2 separate regions of the Homo sapiens genome follow, and region 2 is linked to region 1. Evidence: chromatin loops called from intact Hi-C (ENCODE). Cell type or tissue: pancreas. All regions are shown on one strand.

Evidence for each region. Peaks named below come from ENCODE experiments on the same cell type or tissue, not always from the same donor. Only the 100,000 strongest peaks of a DNase experiment are listed, where the experiment ranks them.
Region 2: it touches region 1 in a loop (4-fold over the local background); 67 of 110 quality-filtered maps call a loop at or near these places.

The regions. Positions count from the first base shown.
Region 1 is chr17:34,153,081-34,161,080 of GRCh38, reverse strand. It overlaps LOC105371735 (a long non-coding RNA gene), which reads right to left and starts at 5,482. Exons shown (of 4, transcript NR_188344.1): 1 at 4,379-5,482; 2 at 1,966-2,038. It also overlaps a transcript of ASIC2 not described here. RefSeq lists an enhancer at 3,442-3,996 and a silencer at 4,296-4,454. In pancreas, no CTCF peak of the experiment used is centred here; a DNase peak (open chromatin) is centred at 3,920; H3K27me3 peaks cover 2,610 bases.
Region 2 is chr17:33,774,590-33,782,589 of GRCh38, reverse strand. It overlaps a transcript of ASIC2 not described here. Among named protein-coding and RNA genes, the nearest start is that of ASIC2-AS1, 220 kb to the right of the region's middle. In pancreas, a CTCF peak has its summit at 3,300 (motif pointing left); no DNase peak of the experiment used is centred here.

The DNA of each region.
Region 1 (8,000 bases):
GGCCATGGCATGTACCTAGCACATGTTAAGTAGCAAATTAGCATTCGAGCTGAGCTGATTGTAGATCTCAGTTTCCTTAACTCTCCTGCCTGTTACTCTTTGCAGAGGCAGGAGGCTGCACCCTGAGCTTCTAACCCTCCCCAGAAACCAGGCTCAGGACTGGCCTTAGGTTCCCCAGGGTTAGAAGAGGGTCCCCCTCCTTGCGTCTCAGAGTAGCAATTTCAGGGTCATAGAAAGTTAATTAATTCCTGACTTCATTCATAAGTGAATAAATTTGCCACAGCAGAAATATGGGCATGTGGTCTAATAGGGGGTTAAACTGCCTGATTTGCAAATGAGTTTGTCTGAAAAGTTCTTTAATGTCTTGTCATACACTTCACCAAAAAGACCATAATTATACACAATTAGGTCAATGCTTACAAATCTGGGCCAAATTGACCCACTCTAAAACCAATCTCTGTTACCACTAGTGCCAAGCAAATAGGTATTGTAAACCTGATTGAAGAGGGGAATGCTTAACCAACTGAATAACACAAAAGCATTTTTAAGAATGATAGAATATCTGATGCCTTTATGTAAACCATACTGCTAACTGCGAGTGAGTATTATCAATTAAAGAGTGTTTTTAAGAAGATATGTGGAAACGTTTTATTAGCCATCAAGTTGAATTGCTACATGTGATAGAAAATGTTATAGCAGTATTTCTTAAAGAATATTCTATAATTCAGTTCCTGTTCAAGACTGTTGCCATCATGGTCTGTGCTATTGAGGTCTCGTTGAAGCATTTCTATTGAGTTTGTGGACCACACCCTTCAGACTCAGACACACTTGGGTTTGACATTTAAGCCCTCTGCCACTTTTCAGCTGAGGGACCCTGGGCAAGTTAGCTTTTTTCTCTGTACTCAGCTTTCTCATCTGTAAAATGGGCTTGGCAATACCCTCCTCTCAGAGTTACTGATAATGTCCGCCAAATGTCAAGCACAGAGCCAAGTGCCCGGCTGTGAAATGCACCATTAGAGCTATTCTCTTCTAGTCCCCCCTTCCCACCCTAAATCGCCTCACCCTCTTGGAAAGCTTTAGTCAAGAGCTGCTTCAGAAGACCTTGAGAAGACCTTAAGGCCATGGACAGGAAGCAGAGTAGTGTGAGGAGTGTGTTTGACACTGGCCTACAGGAAGGGATGGTGACACTAACAGGTAAACACTGCTCTGGGCAAATGATGTCTTCTAGAGCTATAAATGGTTCTCCAATCACCTGTAAGAGAGTGCCAACATCAAAAACGAATGTTCTCTTCGTAGTCATCAAGAGAAAGTGTCAATTGCTAAGTGTCTAAATTGTACCAGACACTTTATAATCTATATCTCGTTTCATTTGCACAAAAGTTCTGTGAGGCAGGCATTCTAAGCTCCATCATTTTGGAGGTGGGGAAACTGAAGTTCAGAGAAGTTTAGTCACTTCCCCCAAGGTCACAGAGCATCACGTTATGTTTGTAATCCTCAAAACAAACAAATGGCGAAGGGTAGAGGTAAGCAGTCAAAGAGTCTAAATGGGAAAGGAGCAATTAGAGCAACTCTGAGACCCATCTCGGCACACATGAGAAAACATGTCTGGGACACGAACTGAGAGAAAATATGATCCTGTGAAAAGAAGAGGCTTCATGGGGAAAACAGATCTGGGCTGCTGGGGAGGAGGGCGGAACACAGCCTGGGAGAGGGCTGGAGGTGGAAGGAACATGAACAGATATGGAGCAGCATGATTTCCAGCTGGGCAGTGCTAATCCCAGGAACCCATGAGCCATGTTGCTTCTCTCGCTATCCACACCATGGAGCAGGGACTTGTGTGTGTACCTATCTCTCTGCCTCCTCCCCCGCTGATCCTTGAGTTATCAAAGGCAGGACATGTATCTCATTTACTTTTGTTTCCCCAAAACCATACAGTGCCTGGTATAGAGTTAGAGGCCAACATACCTATTAAACAGGTGGATGAGCTGAAGATTAGCAGATTAATCCAGGAAGTCTTCCTGTAGGAGAGGGCCTGGAGCTGGGGAAAAAAAAAAAGGACAACAGAGATGTGGTGTGGTAGAAAAAAAGGCATAGAGATGTTTAATACAAGTGAGGAACTGATGTGTGTGTGTGTGTGTGTGTGTGTGTGTGTGTAATCAGGGACAAAGCATAGAAAGGACTGCTCCTTTCCTAAATTTGGGAAGAAGTGTTCCGGATCTGCTTTAACAACTTGCATTTTGGAGACAAATATGCCTGAGTTCAAGTCCCACCTCTGACACCACTAACTGTAACTTGGACACAGCACTTTACTTTTGTGAGCCCCAGCTTCCTCACCTGTACAATAGGGATAATAACAAGAACATGTACCTGTCAAGATAGTTAAGAGGGATAAGTAAGATGATATGACACCCTCACACAGGTCCTGACACATGGTAGACCTTTGTTAATTTTGGTCCTCCTGCTTTAAAAACCTGTGTCCTATCCTAGGAGTCCAGGACCTCTTGGTTAACGAATATGTGAAGTTTATCAATCTTTGCCATTGTGCTTGCTTGTGATGCTTCTGTTCTCTGAGCTCCCAGGATCAATAAACCACTGATTTAATGCTACAGGTTGCTTCAGAGTGCACCTGGATGTTTTTGTCAGTGGACCTAGTTTAGCAGGGGTCCAGATGGAATGAAAACATATTTCAGAGTAGAGCTAAACCTAGAGGGACGTGCCCTCAGCTGCCTTCTTTTCCAACATTGTCCAAGGAGTATGATTTAAGCCTGGAAAGCCCTGAAGATGAGAGCTTGGCTCATCAAGGTGACTCCATGTGGCTCTGCCCCAGCTTGGCAGTGTGGCTTGGGATGGCCACTCAGACTTTCTGTTCCCTTCCTTCTGATGGGAATTTAGCACCATTGATTCAGTAGGTTCTAGCCATTTGAGCTCTGGCATGGGCCAATAGGGCGAGCCACACTCACCTGCTAGCAGGAGCTGACTGCCAGTGGAGTTTCAGGAAAAAAGAGGTAGGCAGCGGAAAGGCTAATTCTTTGCTCCCACCTATAGTTCCGGCTGTACTTCCATCTGACAAATCCAGGATCAGAATACACACACACACACACACACACACACACACACACACTGCCCAAATGTACTTCCATCTGACAAATCCAGGATCAGAATACACACACACACACACACACACACACACACACACACACACACACACACTGCCCAAATGGAATGGTATGCAGCCAGTCCCACCTGGAGTCCCAGTTGCCTTTCTCTTTCAAATACAGACTCTCCCGACAGCTATGTGGCGGTGGGGGAGGCGACTACTTGTTGCTCCTTCTCTGAGGCTCCAGGGGCAACTTGGCTTTTCTGTCTCAGGAGGGGCTCCTGGCTGCTCTCCTAGAATGCCCCCTCGCTGTCTGCATCAGAGGCACTGTGGGTTTGGATCGCCCCCTTCCTTCTGCATTTTTAGCATTCTCCCCTCTGGAGATCCCAGGCTGGGTCTAACCTGGGATCCCTGACATTGATGCAAAGGAATGCCGCCTCCAACCTCACACCTGGCTCCTAGGAGTTTAGCACTGTCTTCCTGCCACCTGGGGGGCGGGGTGTCATGTCAACCCTCGAAGAAGCCCCCACTAGCTACCTTCAAAAAAGGCTAAAAAGAAAACTTGGAGAAAGTCCCCAGCCCCCACCAGCCCTTCTCCCCCGCCCTGCCCTTCCCCCCAAGGCAGCCTAGCAGGGACAGGGAGCTGGGGCGGGGGAAGCAGGCAGGCTTTGTGACCTGGGGGTTGTCCCTTTTTTCCCAGGAGGCGAGGAGAGAATGGATCCCGGTCTGAGCTCCCCGCTTCCGTCCCCAGTCTCCAGATACCGGTCCTCGCCTCTCCGCGCCGCGCGCTGCCTCCTCTCCCCGGTGCTAGCAGCGGCCGCTGGCATTTGGAATTCTGCCCACAAAAGGGGGCCTGGAGGAGGAGGAGAGGAGGGACGGAGGCCGGCGGCGAGAAACGGCATTCGGAGTCCAAAACATCATGGGAAAAGGAACCGAGCGGCGGCGGCTCTGAAGGCTGTGCCGCTGCGCCCGACCGCAGTGCATCAGCGTGGCCGCCCTGACATCCCCCAGGATGGTTAACATGGGGCATTATGCGCTGGTTAACAGGCTCCGAGCTGCTCAGCGACTTGTTTTAAGCATTTTCTCTCTCGCTCTCGCTTTTAATCTTGTCTCTAGTGGCGTGTGTAGGGGGGAGGACTTTATTTCCATTGGCTAAGCTCTCCCTTCCCACCCACATCTCTTCCACATCACCTTGGTGTCTCCCTAAATAAAACCAGCCCTCCTTATCGCCTGGAAAAAATCAAGAGCTAGAGTTTGAATGGGTTTTATATAAACACTCACCCCTGTCAGCGTGCGGCTGGGCTCTCAGGATAAACTCACAGCATCTGGCGCGATGCTTGCCTTGCGTTCTCTCCCCTGAACGTCAAGGTTTAAGCAGAGCCCGAGGACTGGGAGCTCTTCTCTGAAATTCGATCAACCTGAAGCCAGTTGCGGAACTGCACGGGGTCCCGATGGACCTCAAGGAAAGCCCCAGTGAGGGCAGCCTGCAACCTTCTAGCATCCAGATCTTTGCCAACACCTCCACCCTCCATGGCATCCGCCACATCTTCGTGTATGGGCCGCTGACCATCCGGCGTGTGCTGTGGGCAGTGGCCTTCGTGGGCTCTCTGGGCCTGCTGCTGGTGGAGAGCTCTGAGAGGGTGTCCTACTACTTCTCCTACCAGCATGTCACTAAGGTGGACGAAGTGGTGGCTCAAAGCCTGGTCTTCCCAGCTGTGACCCTCTGTAACCTGAATGGCTTCCGGTTCTCCAGGCTCACCACCAATGACCTGTACCATGCTGGGGAGCTGCTGGCCCTGCTGGATGTCAACCTGCAGATCCCGGACCCCCATCTGGCTGACCCCTCCGTGCTGGAGGCCCTGCGGCAGAAGGCCAACTTCAAGCACTACAAACCCAAGCAGTTCAGCATGCTGGAGTTCCTGCACCGTGTGGGCCATGACCTGAAGGATATGATGCTCTACTGCAAGTTCAAAGGGCAGGAGTGCGGCCACCAAGACTTCACCACAGTGAGTACTTGGTTTTCAGCTCACTCTGTCTGGTCCTCTGGAGAAGTGGTGCGCCGGTGGTCTCCTGCTTGGTTTGGGGTTTCCTTGTGCTTTGGGACAGGAGAGAGAGCAGTGCCTCACCTGAAGGCCACGAGGGTAGTTGGTCAGAGTTGTGCGAGCTGGTTGCAGGGAAGGCTACCGGCCAGGATAGAGCACTGCTGTCAGATCAAATATGGAGGGTGAGTGGGGGGCTTGCGGTGGGGGATCACTTCCCCAGACGTGCTCAGTTGGCTTCCTCCCAGTCAGAGGGAGGAGGCCTGGGCTGTCCGTTGTCCGGTCCGCTTGGTGTCCGAGCTGTGTGATTGGAACAGCTTGTCATTGACGAGGTGGCATTCTGTGTGTGTGTGCGTGTGCGTGTGCGTGTGTGTCTCTCTCTGCTCGGAAGTGGCATCAGGCACTGCATCCTGTGGGCTGGGCTGGAGCTAAAGCCGTCAGAGAAGGGGGTGTGGGGCCCAGGCAGTCTGGCTGGCTCCGGTGGCTTTGGGAGCTTGCTGGAGCAGGTGATGCTGCAGAGGTGTGGAAGTCTCCTTGCTTCCTTTCCTTGTGTGAATTCTAAGCTCCATGTGGGGAGAGGAGAGGCCGGGCACCCCAGGGCTCCATCTGATCTGTTGGCAGGTTGAAGCCAAGAGATGTTCAGAGTGCTTGGGCAGAGAGGAGGGTCTGGGCGGAGGCACGTGTGCAAGAGGGTCAGGGAGATGCCTGTGAGGGTGAACCAGTCCCGGCTGCCTTGTCTGGGAGCTTTGGCTTGAAACTCAAAGGCTCGGTTTTCTCTCTGTATAATCACTTAACGACGTGGATGCAGGAGGAGGGGTGCAGGGAGGGGGCGAACAGCTGTGGGAATGGAAAGCCTGGGGGAGGAGTGTGGAGCTGAGTAAAGAGGAAAAGCGGAGGGGGATGTGGCTTACGTTCAGGATGGGGCTTACTGGAGGGGCAGAGAGGAAAGGACGAGAGGAGCACTGTTGCTGCCAGGGTTCTCCAGTTAGTGGGCTGCTAGGCATAACTTGGCATAATAGGTCATACAGCAGCTGCTGACTACTGTTTGCTGCCAGGCACGTCTGGGTATCAGGGGCTGTGGGACCCTCCAGAAGTCCAGTGTGGCTGCTTCCCCCATAGCTGCCTTAGGGAGGATTGAGAGCTTTTGAGTCTCAGAACGTTGAGCCAAAATGCAATTGCAAGTTGGGAATAGCAGGTATAGCAGTTGGGAAGGGGCTGACCTGTGATCCAGCACTTGTCTAGGGTCCTCTGCCTAATGAAGACATTGCTTACCTTTCCTGTGCTGCATCCATTCCCTACCCCCTCTTGGATTCACCAGCCTCTTGATCTGAGGTTCTTTTAATGCCATAACCAGTCTCTGCCTGTAGCCTCTGTAATTGCTGTTGGCTATCTCTGATTCTGAAAAAGCCCAGAGTGCCGGGGGCATTGCCTCTCGCAGTCTGTGTGCTAGAACTCTGTTTCTTGGAGGAGCTGTTTTGTATTATCCCTTTTAAGCCTTGTGAGGAAGAGCACAGCAAAATCGGCAGTAGTGTATGCTAAAGAGGAAGCCAGTCTGAGCTGGGAGAAGGGACCAGTAATATTGGAAGCTCTTCTAAATGCAGCAAACAGGATCCTAAAACATGTCATGCACAAATGATGTCTTAGGTGGCTTGAGGAGAGATAGAGAAAATGCCTTATTCTTGGAGGCTGAAGCCATCACTATATTCCACCCCGTTCTTTCTAGCGCCTGGCAACGCTCGGCTTCACCACTGCACCGTGCAGCTTGGAAATGCACTCAGCTGTTCCTCTGTCTGCCTGAACACACATGGAACACACAGACGACACAGAGGGTGACACAGAGAGAAACTGTAATAAGTAGCAGACTCTGGGTTGAGTTCTCTAGCTTCCTCCTGACTGCATGTCCAACTGGTGGCTTCTTCTGAATCCATGTCTAAGTTCCATTTAGAAGTAAATGTTTTTTGACCCCAGGCTATTGTTTTATACTTGGACCATCTTTTTACTTGCTGAGGTCCCAAGAGGTCTTTAAGATCAGGCCTTAAAGTTCGCCTGAGCTTTTGACCTCTTTGTAATGTTTCCCAAATAGTGAAATTGCCTATGGATAATATTTACTACTCTGTCAGTGGCATGTCATTATCTGCTGTCCTCAGCAAGTTCAAGAGTAATCTATTTGAGTGTCCATTCCTCAGGCTGGCCCTCTATGTGTGACCTTCCCCATCATTGAAAAGGGGGTGAGCCTCAGTGCTGCTGTTCAAGTTGTTCAGGGAGTATCAGAAAAAGCATCTACTCCAGGACAGCCCAACGAGGCTCCAGCAGGGAGGCTGGTCTCTGGCCCCAGCTGGGCACAGTGGGCAGCAATGCTGAGCCTTTACTAGAGGGAACATGATGCTGAGTTTGCTCAAGACCTTGTAGTGAGGAGTACTCCTCCCAACTCATCCTTTGTCCCTCTGTCTTTTTTTGGCCTGGGATATAAGCATCCTTCTTATTGGGCTGCCATACCAGAAGAGGGCAGAGAGCCTGGACAGGTGGTTGTTGGAGAAGCCACTTGACCCGCCTTCTCTTATTCATTTTCTCTGCTGTGCATCCCTCTCCAGTTGGCTTATTTTTGAGGCTCTATCTAGGATTGTACCATGCTAGGTGACTTCTTTCTTTAAGTGCGGTGGCTGACTTATTAGAGAAGTTAAGTATGGGGGAAGGGATGTCACAAGGGGATGGCTTTTCTCTGTATTTCTTTTTCTATGAAGCATATCTAGTGGCATCTCCAGTGCAAATGCTCTAGCATAAGCTTTCTTATTCCAAGCTCTTAGCTGATGTGCAATGAAGTGTGTAATACCCTTTAATTAGTGAATGAGCCATGATTCTAGCAG
Region 2 (8,000 bases), 380 kb after region 1:
GCCCAGCTAATTTTTTGTGTTTTTTAGTAGAGACAAGGTTTCGCTATGTTGGCCAGGCTGGTCTCCAACTCCTGAGCTCAAAGAGTCTGCCTCGGCCTCCCAAAGTGCTGGAATTACAGGTGTGAGCCACCATGCCTGGCCAGCTTATATTTTTAAAAGATCACTCTACAATGCAGAAAGGATAATCTTTTTAACAAATGGAAATTGAGCAATGGGCAAAAAAAAAAAAAAGGAACTTCAATCTAAACCTTATACTTTACAAAAACTAATTCAAAGAGGACCACAGATGTAAATGTAAAAATGTTAAACTTTGAAGCTTATAGGGGAAAAAAATAAGATAAAGGCCCCAGGACTGAGGGCTAGGCAGAGTTTTTGGACATACACAAAAGTATTATCTGTAAAAGAAAAAATGTATAAATTGGACTTCATTAAAATTAAAAATGTTTGCTCTACAAAAGACCCTGGTTGAAAAGATAAGCTTCAGACTGGGAGAAAATATCTGCAAACCACCGATCAGACAAAGAACTTCTATCTGGAATATATAAAAGCCAGTCTGCCTGCTGTGGGAGAATGCATTGCAAGAGGCCAGATTGGAGGCAGGGAGACCATGCAGGGGAGGTTCCTACAGAAATCTATAAGAGAGCCACCGGTGGCTTGAGCTGGGCCAGAGAAGAAGAAATGGGAGGCACTCAAGTTATATCTACAAGTGGAGTCAAAAGGAATTTCTGACGAACAGGGTGTTATAGGAAGGTAAAGGAAGAATCAAGGATGCCTTATTATGTCTTTAAGGCTGGGTCCATGGAAAGCCCCTTGCTCCTATGTGGGAGACTGGGAAATCAGGAAGGGGAGGTGGGGACAGCAAAGACTGTCAGCGGTGGGGGAAAGGAGCAGTATTCAAGGGCCACCTTCTCCATTTGTCTCACAGCTGACTTCAGATGCTTTAATTCTATGTGGAGCAGGGCTGACTCCTGTGTTCGCTCTGTGTCCTTGAAAGCCTTTCCATCATGGTTTTCATGACTATCATGTCCAAATGCATTACTGTTACTACAACACTGGTGGCAAGGATCCACTTTTGGTGAATGGGCTCGATGGAAGTGACTGTTCACCCTACCTCACCCCTCTATGTCTGCCTCCCAATCCCACCCACTCCATCATCCTGCGCTGTCCCCAGCATCTCTCAAGACCAATGTTAGAGACAATATTGATCTTAGTGTTCCAGAAAGCAATTCCAAGAAATGCACACACAGACACCTGAGCAAAACAAAAAGACACGTAGCCAGCCACTCAGAAATGCTGTGGAGAGGCGTCTCGGGCTCTTTAGCATGGTCCAGTGGCCACAGGGGCAAAGCTTTGGTCATTTCTAACAGGAAAGCAGCAGGCAGTGAAGATTAAGCTGCGTGGCTGTTAGCAAACATTAAACGCGGGCACTTTGGGAAGCAGGGCTGGGAGAAAGGTTTAGGATAAGGGAACCACCCCCATCCCCCTCCACACCAACCCAGTGATGGCGACCCTCTGTATGCCTTGAGTTTCCTTTCAGGATACGATTCATCATCATGCCTCTGCATGCTCATTACCCCCGATCCTCACATGGCCTGAGCCCGGCCCTGTGCCAAGCTGTTCACACACATTAACTTATCACATCCATTTTATGGATGAGAGAACTGAGGCTCAGAGCAGCTAAACAACTTGGCCTGGGTCATATGGCTGATAAAGAGAAGAGCCCAAGAGTCATATCTAGGCTGAGTGACACAAAAGCACTTCACTGTTAAGTCAATGACCACCCTGGCAGACCAGGTCTTGCTCCCTGAAGGGCCCTCCCGCCTTCCCTGCTCAGAGTCCTCCACTGCCTGGGAGCAGAACCTGAGCTGACTCCTGGTACCTGGGTTCTGGGGACAGTGCCCGCCACATAACTGCTGATTCCTGAGAGTTTGCAACTGCCGGATTTTCCCACCTTTGGACTGCACCTACTATTTGAGATTCTAGGGTGTTAAGTAACTCATCCAAGAAATTGACTGGATAGGGATTCAAACTCAGGTCCCTTTGGCTGTAAAACTTGGGTGTTCTTCCAACAACCTATATTATTACACCTGGAGTAGGTGTAGTGTGTGCTTTGCACTGTTTCCCCAAGACAGGGATGGGTTTGCACTGGGCTTTTCTACTTCTTGCTCTTGCTTGTGGGCTAGGGAACACTGTGGCTACAATGGGGTGGGCATTGGTGGTTCAAGATGTTCAGAAGTATGGAGTATATATCCTCAGCCCACTTGTGGTCTGCCACCCAGGGGAGGCAGCATAGCCTGGCAGTTAAGACCATAGCTTCCAGGCCAGGTGTGGTGGCTGACCCCTGTAATCCCAGCACTTTGGGAAGCCAAGGCAGGAGGATCACTTGAGGTCAGGAGTTCAAGACCAGCCTGGGCAACATAGCAAAACCCCGTCTCTACCAAAAATACAAAAATTAGGCAGGCATGGTGGCGGGCACCTGTGTTCCCAGCTACTCAGAAGGCTGAGGAAGGAGAATTGCTTGAGCCTGGGAGGTGGAAGTTGGAGTGAGCTAAGATCATGCCACTGCACTCAAGCCTGGGCAACACAGTGAGACTCTGTCTCAAAAAAAAAAAAAAAAAAAAAGGCTTCTGTAGCCAGACCTGGGTCTAAATGCTACTTCTGTCACCCACTAGGTATGGGACAATGTCCAATTCACTCACTCTCTAGATTTCAATTTCATCATCCATAAAACTATGATAGCAAGAGTCCCTGCCACATAGGGTTGTGCGAAGATTAAATGAGTTGGAATAGTCAGGCATTTGAGTGGTGCTTGGCATGCGGTAAACATCCAGTGAACCTTAGTTGCTGCTGCTGTTGTTTTGCTGTTGTTATTATTATCCCACTAAAACCCCTTTGCGGGATAATCCATCATCCCTCCCCCTCACTTCAGGATATAGAACTTTCTGCATATATTATTTCTCCCACACTTTCCCCACAACCCCCAGCCCAAGGATCCCGGAGAGAAACTAAGTTTCTTAGGTTTGTCTGCCAGGAAAGCTGAAACTTCTGAGAGCACTAGGTTATTCATTCTGAACACGGGACAAAAGCCCTAGCTGGCTTTGTATCTAACTGAACTGATTAAGCTGCACGTTAGCTAGGGATAAAGCTTCTTACAGAATAACTAGACTTTTGCTGAGCCGGGATGATAAATTCATTCTTAATGCATTGATAATAAAACAGAGATTTTTTTTTTCTTGTGTTGAGTTCCCAGGGGCTTGAGCGGTTGAGATAAATCTGTGTTGAACACCGCCATCTGGAGGGCAGCTGAAGAACTGCACCCCAGGCAGAGTTAATCTTTTTTTTAAGGAACAACAGAACTTAACAGAATTCTAAGAGGTTCAAAGCAGACACCCTGGGAAGCCAAATGTGTTTACAAAATGACTGCCAATAGTTACTTATTACCCTGGAATGGCATCCTTCTGATTGCATGGCCGTCCTGCATGGCTTATTCTTCTATTAAAAGTGGTCTGGGCCCCTATGACATATTTGACTCAATGAAACAGATTTTTTGAGCACCTACTATGTGCCAAGCACCACACTAGCACTGTAAGGGATACAGACATGAGTAAGGCCCTGCACTTAAGATGCCAGGAGGGGGATGAGCAAAATAAGGACAAGATGACTTAAACATAGCATAAGTTAGAATACCCTAGGCGCCCTGCCCCTATTGCTACCCAGTAGGGGCCAGCTTGGTGAGATTCAGAGGAAGGGAAGAAGAGAGAGACTAATACTTCATGAGTATCCACTATGCAGTCTAGACATTATCTCACTTAACGTGCATCAATACCCTGTGCGTTTAGTTACTCTTTCCCATCTTATCTTGGAGAGGACGTCGAGGCTCAGAGAGGTTGAGTCACTTGCCCAATGCTACCCAGTAGAGAAGTGAAGAAGTCAGAATTCTGGTCTGATTCTAAAACTCCTTCTATGATATCAGGCCGCCTGTTGAGGGAGGAGAATAAATTTATGGGGAGATAAGCTCTTGAATTATCTCAGTGGTGACAAGTGTTTATCCCCAGGAGGTGAATTTGATTTTCAGAAACAGTCTTTCTGGGCCAAATCATCCAATGGATAATGGGATTTGAGGGTTTTTTTAAAGGTATGAATCCAAGGCACAAAATTGTTTTTTTGCCTATCTGCTGATAAACTAGCTAAAAGGTGTTTCTCAAAGCCTGGTAAGCAAGCAAGGGCAGGGGATGAGGTGTGGCTGGTACAGGCACGACTTTGACAAGGACTGTGTTCTTTTGGATGTATTGGTTCCAGTGTGTTCAGCATCCATATTTTTCTTTTTTACACTCATGCTTCTAGTTTTGAAGCAAGAGCTTTTTTTATAAGTATTCACAGAGGATCTCCAAACTCTTTTCAATTCCCCCTGAGATCTCAGACAGGAGCAACTCACCTCCATTTTAGAAAAGAGGAGATGGGCTTGAGATGAGTGCATCCCCTCACAAGGTAGCTCAGTGAATCAGCAGTGATACCAAGGGGACATTGAGGACACACAGCCTCCTCCTATTTCCCAGCGGAAGGCCCACGAGTAAGGTCATTGATAGTGCTATCCTGAGAAGGGCCACATTGACACACAGCCCATCGTGGAAATAAGGAAATGAGAGTCAGCAGGGCTGAGCTGAGTCAGTGCAGGGCAATGGGAAGTCAAGAGGTAATCACTGAAGGCTTCCTGCAAGAGGTGTCATCAAGGTCCACTTTGAGGAAGGAGAGAAGCACTTGGTGCCACCCCATTGTCTTGTTACGATAATAACCGCACACCTGCTACCTGGGAGGACTTTTAATAACATCACAAAGGACATTATGCATCAGGTAATCTTTTTTCCAGCTTATAATTAACCTGGACATTCATTTTCTAGTCAAAGATAGGAAGCCAGGAAGCATCCCTTCAGTTACCGCACAGCAGGCTGAATTCAGGTGTCCAAATGGCAATTTGTCAAACCTCTCTGTGCACTAGAACCAGGTTCCCACATGACTTTTGCTTGAGCTCAGTCTGCAGCCCAGTTGTTCAAACAGATGTGTCATGGTGGGTTGGTGGGCTGGGAGGGAGGTGGGGACTTTCCTTGGCAGCCTCATTTCCAGGGCTTGTATCACATCAATCATATTAAGCCCCAAAAGAAGTCCCTGCAACTTCACACCAGAATCCCAAGATACTCCTGGCTGCCTTCATCATGACCCATCATGAGGAACCAATTAAATTATTCTGTGATGAAGGCTGGTGATAATAGTTTTGGAAGCCATTATGGCTTATACACATGCTCTTTTTCCCCATTCATTCATTCATTTAACGATTCAGGCAGATAGGATGCAGGCAAAAGCCCAGAGGGGCAGAAGTGCCATTCATTCTGAGAAGCTCAGGGAATTCAGGAATTACAGGATAGAAAATGAATAGGTGGTGAAGATGGTGACCCTAAGGGGATCAGCGGGCGCCAGCTTACATGGGCTGTGGATGCCATGCCCAAGAGGCAGACATTGGCTTGGTGCCAGCTTACATGGGCTGTGGATGCCATGCCCAAGAGGCAGACATCGGCTTGGTGGTAATGGGAAGCCATCGCAGGGCTCGGAAGGGGAGACACAGGGTCACACGGTGCTCAGGATGGAGGGAGCGAGGCTGGAGATGGGAGGTCACCCAGCGAAAGATGTAAGGGCCACACTAAGCCAGTGGCAATGGCCATTGTTATTATTATTATTTATAAAAATGGCATTCCTGTGCTAACGAATAAAGTAGAGAGTATCCGAAAACTCAAATTCTATCACGAAGCCCGAAGCCCAGCTAGGTGCTCTGCCTAAAGTCACAGAGCGAGGGTGTGAAAAAGCCACGGTAGAGCTCAGGCCTCCGAGTCCAGACCAGGAACTCACTCAGCACCACACTGGACCCCCCGGCCTTTGTGTGTTTGCTTGCCCCTGCTTCCCTCCTTTGGCCTCGATTCACAGAGGGCCAGGTGTGGGTGACAGCGAGGAGTTCCAGGCCCAAGGCCAGCAGCCCTGTAGCAGTTGTCTATCTGAATTTCAAATGTAACTCTGCATCCTGTATTTTATCTGGCAACCTTACCATCTAGTCTGTTCGGACTCCTGAAACAGAATACCACAGACTGGTGGCTTATAAACAACCAATCATTCTAGAGGCTGGAAACCAAGACCAAGATGCCAGCAGAGTTGGTGTCTGGTGAAAGCCTGCTTCCTGGCTCATAGGCTGCCATTTTTTTGCTGTAACCTTACATGGCAGACAGGATGAAGAAGTTCCCTGAGGTCTCTTTTATAAGGGGCTATCCCAATTATGAGGGTTTCACCCTCAGGACCTACTCACCTCCCAAAGGCCCCACCTCCTAATACCAATAACCTTGAGGGTTAGGATTTCAACATATGAATTTAGGCAGGGACACAGACATTCAGTCTATTTTTTTTTTTTTTTTTTTTTGAGACAGAGTCTTGCTGTGTCACATAAGCTGGAGTGTAGTGGCATGATCTTGACTCACCGCAACCTCCGCCTCCCTGGTTCAAGCTATTCTCCTGCCTCAGCCTCCCAAGTAGTTGGAACTACAGGTGTGCACCACCACACCCGGCTAATTTTTATACTTTTAGTAGATACGGTGTTTCGTCATGTCAGTCAAGCTGGTCTCGAACTCCTGACCTCAGGTGATCCACCCTCCTCGGCCTCCCAAAGTGCTGGGATTACAGGTGTGAGCCACAGCGTCCAGTCTGACATTCAGTCTATAACACCAACCCTATAGGAATCACTGAAGGTCAGAGCCCCAAGGACAGCACAGAGAGTGGAAGAGCTGAGCTTACATGAGACTCACTGTCAGGAGGAGGTGGACAAAGAATTGCAGCATCATACAGACTCAGTTCCCTCTGCCAGGGACACTTTCTCACCACACACACATACCACAAACATGCACATGTGCTCACACAGCACATACACATGCACATTACACACGCACATCACTCACCACACACAGATGCACACTATGGGACCCTGCTGTAGATACCTGCTTAACTCCCACACAGATTTTAGATCTCAGCTCAAACTTTATCCTTTCATTCGTTTCGCACCTACAGATCTCCTGTTATTTGCTCACGTACTCTTCATTCACATAATTCTTCCAGCTGTCAAGAAATACTTCATGTTAATCAGCTTTAGTATCTTACCACTCATACTCCCAGAGTGTCAGCCCATGAAGGCAGATGCTGAGTCCCAGTGTACTGCTGCATCCTCTGTGCCTGGGAGTCAGAATATGGGTTCTACTCTGGTTTTGTAGTGAACTTGCCATGCAACTTGAAACAGCTCTCTTTGTCTCACTGGAACTCTGTTTCCCAATTTGTAATGTGAGGAGGCTGCAGTAGCCTCCCAGCCAGCTCTGACCATCATGGAGTCTCACTTGGCAAACAAAGTTAACCCTCCCTGTTCTTCAGAACTCTCCATGTTATCCCTCTCCTGTCTCTCCCAAGCCCGGATGGGATCGCTTCCAAGCCTTGCACAGTATGCTCAGGTCACTCCATGGCTTTCTGAGCATTGCTCTTCAGGATATGTCTCTTTTGGATACTCTGTCCTCCTGGATTAAACTACTAGGGACTGTTGCATTGGCCTGGGTTCCCTCACACCAAATACCTGTTAAGGATCCCTCATGAACCAGGGACTGCACAGTCATTGAAAAATTCATCATTGTACCCGAAAAGAAGTAAATTTGCTGAATTATCCTATGGCTGACTTGGCTGGAACTGACCATAAAGATATTCAGTCTAGGGATGGTACATGTTGCAGACACTGCTGGTTTCCTGCACAATATTCAGACTCCATTTCTTTACTAGCAGAATTCTAGTCATTTTGAGTGGCAGAAATGAGCCCAATTAAAGTGTGTATGTCTCCAAACTCCCATTTAACAAGGTGTTGCTATGTCATACAATTTTGGTCAATGGGATATAAAAGAAGTTTGCTAGGAATTTCTGGAAAATGTTTTGCT